2 separate regions of the Homo sapiens genome follow, and region 2 is linked to region 1. A link is a contact called in ENCODE Hi-C data. All regions are on one chromosome and are shown on one strand. Each heading gives the region's core, a stretch centred on a gene start or an enhancer-like site at or near the end of the contact. The rest is flanking DNA. Distances are from core to core; before and after follow the strand shown.

The links. Hi-C counts contacts between places; a loop is a spot of excess contacts on that map. Pooled maps may share reads with other maps.
Region 2: a map of naive thymus-derived CD4-positive, alpha-beta T cell shows a loop between it and region 1 (17-fold over the local background). The contact joins the promoter of AKAP10 here to the promoter of PIGL in region 1. A Hi-C loop is called at or near these places in 1 of 168 maps with a recorded cell type or tissue (naive thymus-derived CD4-positive, alpha-beta T cell), 1 of 37 single-sample maps with no recorded cell type and 8 of 50 pooled maps.

The regions. Positions count from the first base shown.
Region 1 is chr17:16,213,263-16,220,141 of GRCh38, reverse strand. It overlaps PIGL (phosphatidylinositol glycan anchor biosynthesis class L), which reads right to left and starts at 2,932. Exons shown (of 7, transcript NM_004278.4): 1 at 2,681-2,932. The coding sequence starts at 2,915. It overlaps NCOR1 (nuclear receptor corepressor 1), which reads left to right and starts at 4,608. Exons shown (of 46, transcript NM_006311.4): 1 at 4,608-4,780. RefSeq lists enhancers at 2,907-3,156, 4,343-4,402, 3,980-4,895, 4,896-5,812 and a silencer at 4,673-5,142.
Region 2 is chr17:19,974,412-19,981,290 of GRCh38, reverse strand. AKAP10 (A-kinase anchoring protein 10) reads left to right here and starts at 3,463. Exons shown (of 15, transcript NM_007202.4): 1 at 3,463-3,699. The coding sequence starts at 3,612. RefSeq lists an enhancer at 2,380-3,093 and a silencer at 3,566-3,755.

The DNA.
Region 1 (6,879 bases), core at 1,683-4,182:
TCTTGACCTCATGATCTGCCCGCCTCGGCCTCCCAAAGTGCTCGGATTACAGGCATGAGCCACCATGCCCGGCCTATATTTTTTATTTGAAAAAATTTTCAATTCTGGTCCCAAATTTTTATGAACCTATTGAAAATAAGGGTAAGTTTATTAAACAGCTATACCTATAATGTTTTGCAAATAAAATCCAGGCTTCTTTTGAAGACCTTGTAACAAATTTGCTTATAATTTGACTCCTATAGTTGTAATATAAAATACAAATACAACTAAAAGCTGGCCAGCCGGGTGTGGTGGCTCACACCTGTAATCCCAGCACTTTGGGAGGCCGAGGTGGGTGGATCACTTGTCAGGAGTTCGAGACTAGCCTGGCTATCCCAGCAAAACCTCAGCTCTACCAAAAATACAAAAATTAGCCCAACATGTGGTGCACACTGTAGTCCCAGCTACTCGAGAGGCTGAGGTAAGAGAATTGCTTAAACTCAGGAGGCGTAGGTTGCAGTGAACTGAGATTGCGCCCCTGCACTCCAGCCTGGGTGACAGAGTGAGACTCCATCTCAAAAAGAAAACTAAACAAAAAACCCCCCACCAAACCTAGAAGCTAAGAAAAAATGGTGGCATTACTTGTAACTATTTGCAATTAATATTCTTAACAGAGCATAAATTTTAGAAGAAAAGTGCTTGGGCTCCAATTCTTAATAAATATGTAAAATGGTTTACTTTTACTGGTAACAAAGGTTTTTGGGGGAGAAGATACTAAACAAATTAAGAAATTTATAAAAAATGGCCAGGTGTGGTGGCTTACGCCTGTAATCCCAGCACTTTGGGAGGCTGAGGCGGGCAGATCAAAAGTTCAGGAGATCAAGACCATCCTGGCTAACACAGTGAAACCCCGTCTCTACTAAAAACTAAAAACAAATAAAAAAATTAGCTGGGCATGGTGGCGGGCGGGCGCCTGTAGTCCCAGAAAGAAGGGCGTGAACCCAGGAGGCAGAACTTACAGTGAGCCGAGATTGCGCCACTGCACTCCAGCCTAGGCGATAGAGCAAGACTCCGTCTCAAAAAAAAAAAAAAAAAAATTTATAAAAAATGTCAGTCAATGCTACAGAAAGTAGTATATTAAGACAGATACTCTCATTAGTGCCAGTAAGAATGTAAATAGGTAGGCCAGGCATGGTGGCTCACACTTGTAATCCCAAGCACTTTGGGAGGCCAAGGCAGGTGGATCACTAGAGGTCAGGAGTTTGAGACCAGCCTGGCTAACATGGTGAAACCTCATCTCTACTAAAAATACAAAAATTAGCCAGGTGTGGTGGCATGCGCTTGTAAACCCAGCTACTTGGCAGGCTGACGCAGGAGAATCACTTGAACCCGGGTGGTGGAGGTTGCAGTGAGCCGAGATCACGCCACGGCACTCCAGCCTGGGCAACAGAGCGAGACTATCTCAGAAAAAAAAAAAAAAAAAAAGAGTAAGTTGGCATTTTGTTTTTGGGAATGTGTTTTGCAATGCAAAGCCTAAAAACAGCCAATTTTAAAAATTAATACTCATGAAATAATATAAAATACATAAAGATGTTCTCTGCTCTTTGCAATAAACTAGGAAAAAACCCTCTGAATGTACAAACAATAAGGGATGATTAAGGTTTATCCCGATGAAGCCATTTAACAGGCTATACATTTAGATCTAATTAATATAGGTAGATGTTTAAAGTTTCATGAGGACACTGCTCTTATCTAGCTTTCCACTTTTGTATCCCTAGGGCATAGAATAAGGCCTAGCACATAAATGTTTAATAAGTATTTGGTAAATAAATGAAAAAGTAATGTCGAGTAAAAACGATATAAAATTTTATAAAATGTGATTTCTGTGAAGAAGCTGTATAGAAAAAGAATTGGAAAGACACACAAACAAATGGGAAAAGAGGTCATGGGCAATTTAAAAAAATAGCTTTATTGAGGTATACTTTGACATGCCATAAAATTCACCCATTGTATGTGTACAATTCAATTACTTCATTTATACAACTGTTCAATTATCACCATATTCCAGCTTAATGGTCAATATTTGCTTTGTCATTTGATCTTTTCTCTATGGTAAGCAAAAATCTATTATTTGAAAGGTTCCTTCACTGAAAGCTGGGTGGAGTTGAACTCTAAAATTACCTACAAAATTACTTTCTATCTAGTCATCTATGTCTAATTCTTCAATTTGACACATGCATGTTACTAGCACAAGCTGCATTTTAAAGGCAGCAGGAAGGTCTTTTACTATCATTAGAAGTTAACTTTAAGGATTGAGCAGGCACGATACAGCATAGATTGTTTCGTGTGCTATATAGTAAGGTCAATATTCTTGCTCCTTCTACAAATAAAAAAAAGTTCCACAGAATAACAAGTACAGGTGGAGTTCCCAACGGAAATGCAGGTACTGAATACAACCAACTGCAACTGTTTCTCTGCTCCTCAATCCTGCTGGCGTAGTACGCGAGCTGCCGACGTCCCCCAACCCACCAGGTAAGCCGGCCGCTCCTGTCCCTAGGCTGTGAGGGGTTCAGAGGTAAGACCTTCGGTGTATTCACTTAGCTCCCTACGGAAAACTTCGAGAAGAAGGCGACTGAGATCGGTTAGCACTTAAATCCCTTTCAAAGCCCCGGCTCCCATCGCCCCTCCTATGGCCTCCTACCTGCAGAGAAGCAAAGCAGGTACACCCAGTGCCTTAGGCGGGCCAAGCCTAGCACTGTGGGAGCAAAAAACATGGCTTCATCGTCAGGGTGCGCTATGACCAGCAGGGTCCGGCTTTCGGCTCCCAGCCGTCCTCCCTGCTCCCGACTCTTCATTCGTTCTGAGGAGTCCCAAACCCAGAGGAAGCCCCATGCCAAGACCGCCAACGCCACACACAGGAGCCACATTGCTTCCATGATGGGTAAGCAGCACTGAGCCTGCGCAGTAGGAAAGGCTGCCTCTGACCCTGACTCCGGCTGGAAAACTTCACCGGGGAATGTTGGGTTCCGCTGTTAAGTCCCTCCCGCCGACATGCTCCGGAAGCTTGAGGTTTTAACGTTAAGGGTTCTCTTGTGTTTTAACACAGAAGTCTCCATGCCGTCCAGTTTCCTACCCTAGTCCTACCACACTGTACAATCGGTTTAAAAGGAAGCGTCTTATATATAAGCTCCCACTTATAGGAAGAGTTCCTTCCTCTTCATTTTCGAATTCATTTCTTAAAACTCGGGCCTTTCTCGTAATTATAGGGTTAGACAGCCCGTTATCCGTATGACAGTTTTCCAAAATAGCCAGTTACACCAACTTTGTTATTCCTTCTCACTTTTGGATGGCTTTCTTTACCTTTTTTTTTTTTTTTGAGAGGCTCTGTCGCCCAGGCTGGAGTGCAGTGGAGCGATCTCGGCTCACTGCAACCTCTGTCTCCCGGGTTCAAGCGACTCTTCTGCCTCAGCCTCCCGAGTAGCTGGGACTATAGGCGCGCGCCACCACGCCCAGCTAATTTTTGTATTTTTAGTAGAGAGGGGGTTTCACCATGTTAACTAGGCTGGTCTCGAACTCCTGACTTCGTGATCCGCTCGCCTCGGCCTCCCAAAGTGCTGGGATTACAGGCCTGAGCCACCGCGCCCGGCCCTTTCTTTTTTTTTTTTGAAACGGTCTGGCTCCGTCGCCCAGGCTGGAGTGCAGTGGCGCGACCTAGGTTCGCTGCTACCTCAGCCTCCCGCGTTCAAGCAATTCTCCCACTTCGGTCTCCCCAGTAGCTGGGATTACTGGCGCGCGCCACCACGCCCGCTTAATTTTTGTATTTTTAGTAGTGACGGGGTTTCTCCATGTTCGTCAGGCTGGTCTCGAACTCCTGACCTTAAGTGATGGCCCGCCTCGGCCTCCCTAAGTGCTGGGATTACAAGCGTGACCCACTGCGTCCGGTCGGGCCTGGCTTTTCTAAAGGAACGTATGCGTGCGGTTACGAGGAACCGTCGTTTCCCCAGCAGGGTGAGGCTGAGCGTGCACTTAACAGTCGCGAGGGCCACAGGCTCCTCTTGCAAGTAACTTAAGGTTAAGGAGCAACATCGTGGACAAATCGGCCTCGCCCAGCATTTCAGTGAGGGCTTGGTGCGAATTCCAGCCAGAGCCCTAGAAAGTATCTTGGGCAGGTCGAAATGCACCCCTCCAGCTCCCAGCCACGAGGGGACCGGCTTCCCTGTACGCAGCTCCGGCCAGAGGAGGCCGCCGCCGCCCCACCACGCCGCGGAGGGGTTTGCAGGGTCCCTTCCACGGCCTGGAGTTTTTCCTTTTCCCACGCCTGAGGAAGGCCTCGGGCGCGCGGAACAGACGGGCAGGCGGGGGGCGCACAAGCCCAGGGCACGATGGCAGCAGCGCTGGATCCGGCTGGGCGCTGCTCGGCCCCGTATCCGTCCGAGAGGACCGCCGCTGCCAGGCCTAGAGGAGACATGAAGAGACCGGGCGCAGCGCGACCCGGGAAGCTCCGCCGAGGTAGGAGAGGCGCCCGGCCAGCGGAGGGAGTTGGTCTCCCAACTCTCCGGAAGGAGGAGGAGCCGGCGCTGGAGCCGCCTTAGCCGCGGCTCCGCGGGCTGGGGGGAGGGAGAGGGGTTGAGTCAAGATGGCGGCCAAGGTGGCGAAGCAGCAGCCGCGGCGGCGGCGGCGGCTGGAGTGAGCGTCCGACTCGCCGCGCCGAACGAGGTCCCGGTGTAGGGCCGCGCGCCGTGGCCGCGTCCCACTCCTCAGGCCGGGGCGCACGTCGGCTCCCACGCTTAGCCAGCTCCCGGTGAGTAGGCCCTGGCGCCTGCAACCCCGGCCTCCGGGCTCCTGCTAGTCCGGGGGCTTCCGAGGGCTCCCGGGGCAGCAGCCGCTGGGACGGTTTCTCCGCCGGGCGGGGGGTGTCGCAGGCCTGGGCAGGTCGGGACCCGTCCTGGCCGCCTGGCCTCTTCCACTCGGCAGCCCAGGAGAGAGCCGGGCGCGGCGGGGAGCTCGGGCTGGGCTAGCGGAGGCTTATGGAGTTTGGAGGAAGAATGGGCTGTGGCCGGGCCGGGGCTGGCCCCGAGGTGTCCTGTGCGGAGGGGCGTGCGGAGCCTACAGGGCCTGCGAGGGAGAGCGGGCAGCCGGTGCCCCGGGTGGGGCCGGCGCAGGTGGCGGGCCTGGGCTCACTGAGGCGGAGTTGGTGGCCGACTTGGAAGTGTAGAAGGGGCTGCGGAGGTTGACAGCCATGGACAAGTGCGTGCAGAGTAAATTAGTTCACCTTTCTAACAGACCGCTTCAGGGTGTAATGGCGAAGGCTGGGTACTGGTGGAGATGGCAAAGATCCGAACACTATACCTTCTGCCGTTTATTGTTGGTGTTTTCTTAAGCGAAGTCCGTAAGTGCACCCCTTTTTGGGGAGAGAGGAATTTGAGAAACTGTAGTTGTGAAATCAGCCTTTATGGAGAGGAGACTGAATTCTTCAAATTAACTGGATCAGGAATAGTCATGTATTAAAGGAATGGATGGGAATAAGTGATATGGACGAAAACTATTTGCTCAGGAAGTGTCAGTTTTCTTTATGTGATGTTGCATGCTGCGGTGCCTCTTCCACAGAGTTAACCTTGGAGAGTAGTAGTATAGGTAATTCTAATCTTTGGGATTAGTATGTAAACCTGCATCAGATTTGCTTCTCTAATTATATCCTAATTATATTGAAATTTACATTCCTTGTGTGCACCCTGGTGAGGCAGTGATGGAAGGCTGAACATGGCACTGTGCAAGGAGCAACAGGCCCGGGATTTAAAAATGCCTACAAAGATTCATTCATTCGTTCAATATATCTTGATCAATAGCTGCTGATGCTGGGTCACATGTGATTGTCCTGTGGATAACTGAAGAGTTGATGGCATCGTTTAATTTTTAATAGCTTTTTAAAATGTTTTGATGTACCTTTTCATGAAGATATTTATTGGATGAACCAACTTGTACTTGCCCGGGCTCAGGAGCAGACCAATTTTAGAATGTTATTTAGACAAGGGTAACAATTACAGAAGAAGTAACCGCAAGTTACTGGAGAGAGAAATCTTGTATCTTTTTTTCTTTTTCTGTTAACATCCGGTGGAAGTTTATTTATTTGTTTTAATATTTATAGTACCCAGTTGCTTGGCCTTGCTTTAAGCACACCTGTTAATGGAAATCAAGATTAATTGTATATATGGATATAGCTATGTATAAAATGCTCACAGTAGGAACTGATTACTTACAATACTAAAATACTCTTTCCTTTTACAAAAGGCTTGCCATATGTTGAACTACTCCCCCGGAGAAAATATAATACAAAGTATCTTGATTCTTGCTCTAACTATGTGATTTTGGAACTTGATCAACCTTTCTGTGCTTCAGTTTCCTCATCTTGAATATTAGGTAAACATCTACTCTCCTAGGGTTGGCTGTTGTGAGCCTAAAGGGAGTTAATAGTTATAAAATTGTTTTAAACAGATTGAAGGGGTTATATTTCTGTGAGGTGGTAACAGCTCCCTCTGGGCTCCTGTAATGCTTTTTCTGCACATCTCTCGCGGCATTTACACTTTCTATCTTGTAGGTATTTATGTACCTATTTTATCTCTTGAGAGCAGGATAGGCCCTTCGCTGATTTTATCTTTTTTTTTTTTTTTTTTTTGAGACAGTCTTGCTCTGTCACCCAGGCTGGAGTGCAGTGGCGCAATCTCAGCTCATTGCAACCTCCGCCTCCGGGTTCAAGCAATTCTTCTGCCTCAGCCTCCCGAGTAGCTGGGACTACAGGCGCGTGCCACCATGCCTGGCTAATTTTTTTGTACTTTGAGTAGAGACGGGGTTTCACCGTGTTAGCCAGGATGGTCTCAATCTCCTGACCTCGTGATCCGCCTG
Region 2 (6,879 bases), core at 2,214-4,713, 3.8 Mb before region 1:
ATTCAGAAATACAATGCAGGGTATTAGTTTGCCACAGCTGCGTATTCAGCCTAATGTAATATTCTTGTTATTTTTAAATTCTTCTTTTAACTTTACTCATATGTGGATCATCAAATTTCAAAAGATTAAATGACAATACTCTTAGCAGCAAGCTTCCCTAAGCATATAAACATTTTAATGGGTGATGATTCAGAAGGTACCCGAAGAATATGTACTGCCAGATATCATTCACCCCCATATACCTGCCCGACAGACATCCCATTTTGGGACCCTGGATAAATGTGTGGGTGGAGAGAAAGATAGGAGAAAGTGGTATAAGCAAATGGCTTTGGAGTCTGATTGACAGCGATTGAAATCCTGTCTCTACCTCTTAACAGCCTCATGATCCTACATAAGTTACCCCGATCCTCAGGGCCACATCTGTAAATTGGGGGTTGCGATGGCAGCCATCTCACAGGGTCTCTTTTCGGGGAAGGGCAGGAATTATGGATTAAGTGAGCTAGTAATTGTAAAGCACTTAATACAAGGAGGGCGCATAATAAGTACTTCATAAATAATGACGGCCATTATCATGACTGAGGTGTATGCAGCTGTCGGGGATTACGGCGACTTCAGAATTTCTGGTGGGCAGGGCTCAAAGGCAGCAAATCACACTGGAAGTCGAGGTGAGGCACTGCTTCTGCACAGACTGCTTAGCTGGAGAGAATGAGGAAGGCTTAGAGGAGATTTAGAGGAACTTAGAGTCCTCCGCCTCCAACTCTGTGGGATCTGCTCCCGTGCCAGAGACATTCAGGGGATTTCTCGCACTCTCCCCTCCCCTACGTCCCTCCCGCCCCATCCAACTAACCACACAACACATACAAAATAGCCCCTGCGAGGTTCTGCACGCTGGAAGGGAACAGGAGAAGGGCGCTGCGCTTTCTTGCTGATGCCCTGTACTTGGGCCCCTGGTAGACACAGCCACTTGTCCCCTCAGCCTGCAGAGAAATCCCACGTAGACCGCGCCCGGGTCCTTGGCTTCAGCCAATCTCCCTTTGGTGGGGGTGGGATGCACGATCCAAGGTTTTATTGGCTACAGACAGCGGGGTGTGGTCCGCCAAGAACACAGATTGGCTCCCGAGGGCATCTCGGATCCCTGGTGGGGCGCCGCTCAGCCTCCCGGTGCAGGCCCGGCCGAGGCCAGGAGGAAGCGGCCAGACCGCGTCCATTCGGCGCCAGCTCACTCCGGACGTCCGGAGCCTCTGCCAGCGCTGCTTCCGTCCAGTGCGCCTGGACGCGCTGTCCTTAACTGGAGAAAGGCTTCACCTTGAAATCCAGGCTTCATCCCTAGTTAGCGTGTGACCTTGAGCAGTTGACTTTATTTTTCAGTGCCTAGTTTTCCAGATACCAGGACTGACTCCAAGGACTATTACTCATCTGGAGGGTTTAGCACAGTACCGTCGCATAGTAAATTTCCATGTCAGTTTTGGTTACCTTTCATGCACTTGCAAACATGCCATGCTCTGAAACGAAATAGGCACATCTTTTTTTTTTTTTTTTTTAAGGAGTCTTCCTCTCGCCCAGGCTGGAGTGCAGTGGCGCGATCTTGGCTCACTGCAACCTCCACCTCCCGTGTTCGAGATTCTCCTGCCTCAGCCTCCTGATTAGCTGGGACTACAGGCATGCCACGACGCCCAGTTAATTTTTGTATTTTTAGTAGAGACGGGGTTTCGCCATCTTGGCCAGGCTGGTCTAACTCCTGACCTCAGGTGATCTGACTGCCTCAGCCTCTCAAAGTGTTGGGATTACAGGCATAAGCCACTGCATCTGGCCAGAAATGAAATAAGTAAATCTTTTAACCTGCTCTAACAATATAGTGAAAAGACCATATTATTATTAGAGCAGGTTAAGGGATTTGCCTATTTCGGGTTCTAGTTATAGTCTTAAACTTGGACATTCTTGTAGAAAGTAAAAAGTTTCCTCTTCAAAGTTCCCCTTCTTGTTAAAGAATACATCATAAGTGTTAGAAGTAATAGTTTATTTTAAAGACTAACTTTCTTCAAGCCTCCTTGCTTTGTGCTAATAACTCTTTGTTAAGCCCTATCCTATGTAACTGTTGGACATGCTCACAGGCACGTTCCAGTTCACAGCCTATGCCCCTTCCTTATTTGGAAATGTTATTGCTTCCTTAAACCTTTCGGTAAGCAACTTCCTCTCCTTCTTCGTTCTTCCTTGCACTTACCTATTTAGAAAGTTTTAGGCTATTAGCAAATCGGCTATCAGTTTAAGAGTGTGAGGTCCCGCTCCAGCCAATGGATGCAGGACATAGCAGTGAGGACGACCCAAATGCGTAAGGGATAAATATGTTTGCTTTTCCTTTGTTCAGGTGTGCTCTCGACATCGTTCCATCTGCGATTGAGCACCCTTTCTGCAGAAAGTAAAGATTGCCTTGCTGGAGATCTTTTGTCTCCGTGCTGACTTTTCTTCGTGGCACCGATTATCTATTTCTAACAATTTTGGTATTTCTAACATTCTGAACAATCTTGGGCTAGTTGTCTCTTCTGGGCCTGTTTCCCCATCCGTCACATGATAAACTTCATTGGTTTAAAAACCCCAGCGAACATTTATTGAGTTACTATTACCTTCCTGCCCTCCCCAACCCCAACCCCAGGGAGCAGTTACAACCTCAGCCGCTGAGCGCACTCGCCGGGTGTTAAGAAGCACCAAAGACAGGGAGGCTTGATTGATTTTGCTTTGGGAGTAGAGGGTCAGAAGATTCACAGGAAAATGGCATTTGAGCAAGGATGATTCACTGGAGCTAGCTTTTAAATACTGGCGAGGCTTTTATGTTGCAGTCCCTTACAAAGTTGAGCATTCGCAGGGACTGCACTCCGAAATAAGCCCGCTTCCCCTTTTCATTCGCTAATGATCCAGGGAGCTGCTGGTTCCGCATGCGGCAGGTTGTGCCTTTTCCTAATCAGGGTTCTGCATCGCCTCGAACCCGCAGGCCGTGGCGGGTTCTCCTGAGGAAGCAGGGACTGGGGTGCAGGGTGAAGCTGCTCGTGCCGGCCAGCGCCTGTGAGCAAAACTCAAACGGAGGAGCAGGAGGGGTCGAGCTGGAGCGTGGCAGGGTTGACCCTGCCTTTTAGAAGGGCACAATTTGAAGGGTACCCAGGGGCCGGAAGCCGGGGACCTAAGGCCCGCCCCGTTCCAGCTGCTGGGAGGGCTCCCGCCCCAGGGAGTTAGTTTTGCAGAGACTGGGTCTGCAGCGCTCCACCGGGGGCCGGCGACAGACGCCACAAAACAGCTGCAGGAACGGTGGCTCGCTCCAGGCACCCAGGGCCCGGGAAAGAGGCGCGGGTAGCACGCGCGGGTCACGTGGGCGATGCGGGCGTGCGCCCCTGCACCCGCGGGAGGGGGATGGGGAAAAGGGGCGGGGCCGGCGCTTGACCTCCCGTGAAGCCTAGCGCGGGGAAGGACCGGAACTCCGGGCGGGCGGCTTGTTGATAATATGGCGGCTGGAGCTGCCTGGGCATCCCGAGGAGGCGGTGGGGCCCACTCCCGGAAGAAGGGTCCCTTTTCGCGCTAGTGCAGCGGCCCCTCTGGACCCGGAAGTCCGGGCCGGTTGCTGAATGAGGGGAGCCGGGCCCTCCCCGCGCCAGTCCCCCCGCACCCTCCGTCCCGACCCGGGCCCCGCCATGTCCTTCTTCCGGCGGAAAGGTAGCTGAGGGGGCGCCGGCGGGGAGTCAGGCCGGGCCTCAGGGGCGGCGGTGGGGCAGGTGGGCCTGCGAGGGCTTTCCCCAAGGCGGCAGCAAGGCCTTCAGCGAGCCTCGACCTCGGCGCAGATGCCCCCTGAGTGCCTTGCTCTGCTCCGGGACTCTTCTGGGAGGGAGAAGGTGGCCTTCTTGCGCGAGGTCAGAGGAGTATTGTCGCGCTGGTTCAGAAGCGATTGCTAAAGCCCATAGAAGTTCCTGCCTGTTTGGTTAAGAACAGTTCTTAGGTGGGGGTTAGTTTTTTTGTGTTTCTTTGAGGACCGTGGATCAAGATCAAGGAAATCTCTTTAGAACCTTATTATGGAAGTCTGAAGTTTCCAAATGTTGAGGGTTTTATGTCTAAAAGCAACACGTGAAAAAATTGTTTTCTTCACCCAGTGCTGTCTTCCAATTTCCTCTTTGGGGGGAGGGGTAGTTACTGCTGTTACTAAAATAAAATTACTTATTGCTAAAGTTCCCCAACAGGAAGACCACTACTTTTGATGACTTTGGCAAGTTTGCTAACTACTGGAACCCTAACTTACAAACGAACTACTTACATTTTTGATTTCCAGTTGTATTACCTGCCCAATGTTTACGTAGAAACAGCTTAATTTTGATTCTGGGTAACGTTGTTGCACTTCATTAAAAATACATATCCGAAGTGAGCAAGTATGGGTCTGTGGACAGCAGTGATTTTTCCTGTCAATTCCTGTTGCTTCAGATAAAATGTACCAGACAGAGGCCGGGCGCGGTGGCTCACGCCTGTAATCCCAGCACTTTGGGAGGCTTGGCGGGTGGATCACCTGAGATCGGGAGTTCAAGACCAGCCTGACCAACATGGAGAAACCCCGTGTCTACTAAAAATACAAAATTAGCCAGGGTGGTGGCGCATGCCTGTAATGCCAGCTACTTGGGAGGCTGAAGCAGGAGAATCGCTTGAACCTGGGAGGCGGAGGTTGCGGTGAGCCGAGATAGCACCATTGCACTCCAGCCTGGGCAAAAAGAGCGAAACTCCGTCTCAAAAAAAAAGTACCAGACAGAAATGGGTTTTGTTTTCTTTTTTTGTTTTGAGACGGAGTTTCGCTCTTGTTGCCCAGGCTCGAGTGCAATGGCGCGATCTCAGTCTCGGCTCACTGCAACCTCTGTCTCCCAGGTTTAATCGATTCTCCTGCCTCAGCCTCCCAAGTAGCTGGGATTACCCATGCCCCACCATGCCCGGCTAATTTTTGTATTTTTAGTAGAAACGGGGCTTCACCATGTTAGGCTGGTCTTGAACCCCTGACCTCAAGTGGGCCTCCCACCTCGGCCTCCCAAAGTGCCAGGATTACAGGCATGAGCCACCGCGGCCAGCCAGAAATGGGTTTTGGAAAAAGCACTAAACAAAATCGAACTTGGTTTCATATGACAGCTCTGCTGCTAACTGTAACAGGGGCAGACCAGTTAACCTACTTTTCTGTCTTCTGTCAGCTGAGAATTAGATGATTCCCAAAGGCCCATTGAACTCTGAATGACTTTAAATACTTCTTCTTAAGTGGGTACACGGTTTTGGTAACTGATGCCAGGTGATGAATGCATGAAAGTGCTTAATGAATGAAACCGGTAAAATAGTAGGAGGAAGCTTTATTGGTAAGGCAGGGGTATACCTAATAGCTCTCTAATTTATTGGTATTGAAGTGGTTAACTTTTGTTTTTTTAAGGGGGGAAAACATTCTAAGAATAATGAGGCAAACTGCATATTGCACAAGAGACTGTTGTCTCTATTCAACAAATACCTTTTGAGTGTCCAGAGTCTGCCAGGTGCTGTGCTAGGCCCTCACGATTGAGTAGTGAACCAGAGAATGTCCCTGCACCCATGGAGCTTATTGTCTACTGGGGTAGACAGATAATAAATAAGCAAACAAATCTTCTCTCTTCTCCCTTTCGCTCCATGTAAGTGTGTGTGTATAGGTGTATACTTACAAGTTGAGTAAAGTGTTATGAAAGATTAAGAGGAGAAATGCATTTTGGTTAGATGTTAGAGGACTCAGCAGGTGACCTTGAAACTTAGAGCTGAAGGATCAGTAGGAGGTAACTAGAGAGGCCAGGGAATCGCATGTTCAAAGGCCAGGAGGCAAGAAAGAGCATGGTGCCCTTCAAGAGAGGAAAGAAGGCTACTGTGACTGGAGCATAGATGTAGGCAAGTGTTGGGTGATTGAGAGCTCTACGGGCCATGGTTAGGTTTTATTCCTAATGCCGAGATGCCAAACATGGTGGTTCATATCTGTAATCCCAGTATTTTAGGAGGCCGAGGCAGGAATATAGCTTGAACCCAGGAGTTCAAGACCAGCCTGAGCAACATGAGACCTGTACAAAACATTTAAAAAATTGCTGGGTATGATGGTGCACACCTGTGGTCCCAGCTACTCAGGAGGCTGAGGCAGAAGGATCACTTGAGCCTAGGAGGTGGAGGCTACAATGAGCCATATTTGAGTCACTACACTCCAGCCTGGATGACAAAGTGAGACCATGTGTCAAACAAAATACAGAAAGAATATTAATTTAAAATTTTGAAAGAGGAGTGATCTGAACTTATATCTTAAAAAGATCATTCTAGGGCATGGTGGCTCATGCCTGTAATCAAGGGCTTTGGGAGGCTGAGACAGGAGGATCACCTGAGGCCAGTTCGAGATCAACCTGTACAGCATAGAGAGACTCCATCTCTACAAAAAGAAAAAATAAATAGCTGGGTGTTGTGAGTTATTCAGGAGGCTGAAGCAGAAAGATCACTTGAGCCCAGGAGTTTGAGGCTGCAGTAAGCTATGATCCCACCACTGCAACACAGTGAGATCTTGTCTCAAAAAAAAAAAAAAATCATTCTAGGTGCTTTTTGGAGGCTGGATGTGGTAAGAGTAGAAGCTGGAGATGGTCCTGTTAGGGATTCGATTCAGACTTTAAATACCATCAATGCATTGAGTCCCAAATTTACATCACTACGTTGGATCCTTGCCCCTGAATCCAGACTGGTATATCCAACTTTAGGTTCAGTTTGTATCTCTACCTGACCAATATAGAGGTGTCCAGTCTTTTGGCTTCCCTAGGCCACATTGGAAGAAGAATTGTCTTGAGCCACACATAGAGTACACTAACGCTAACAATAGCAGATGAG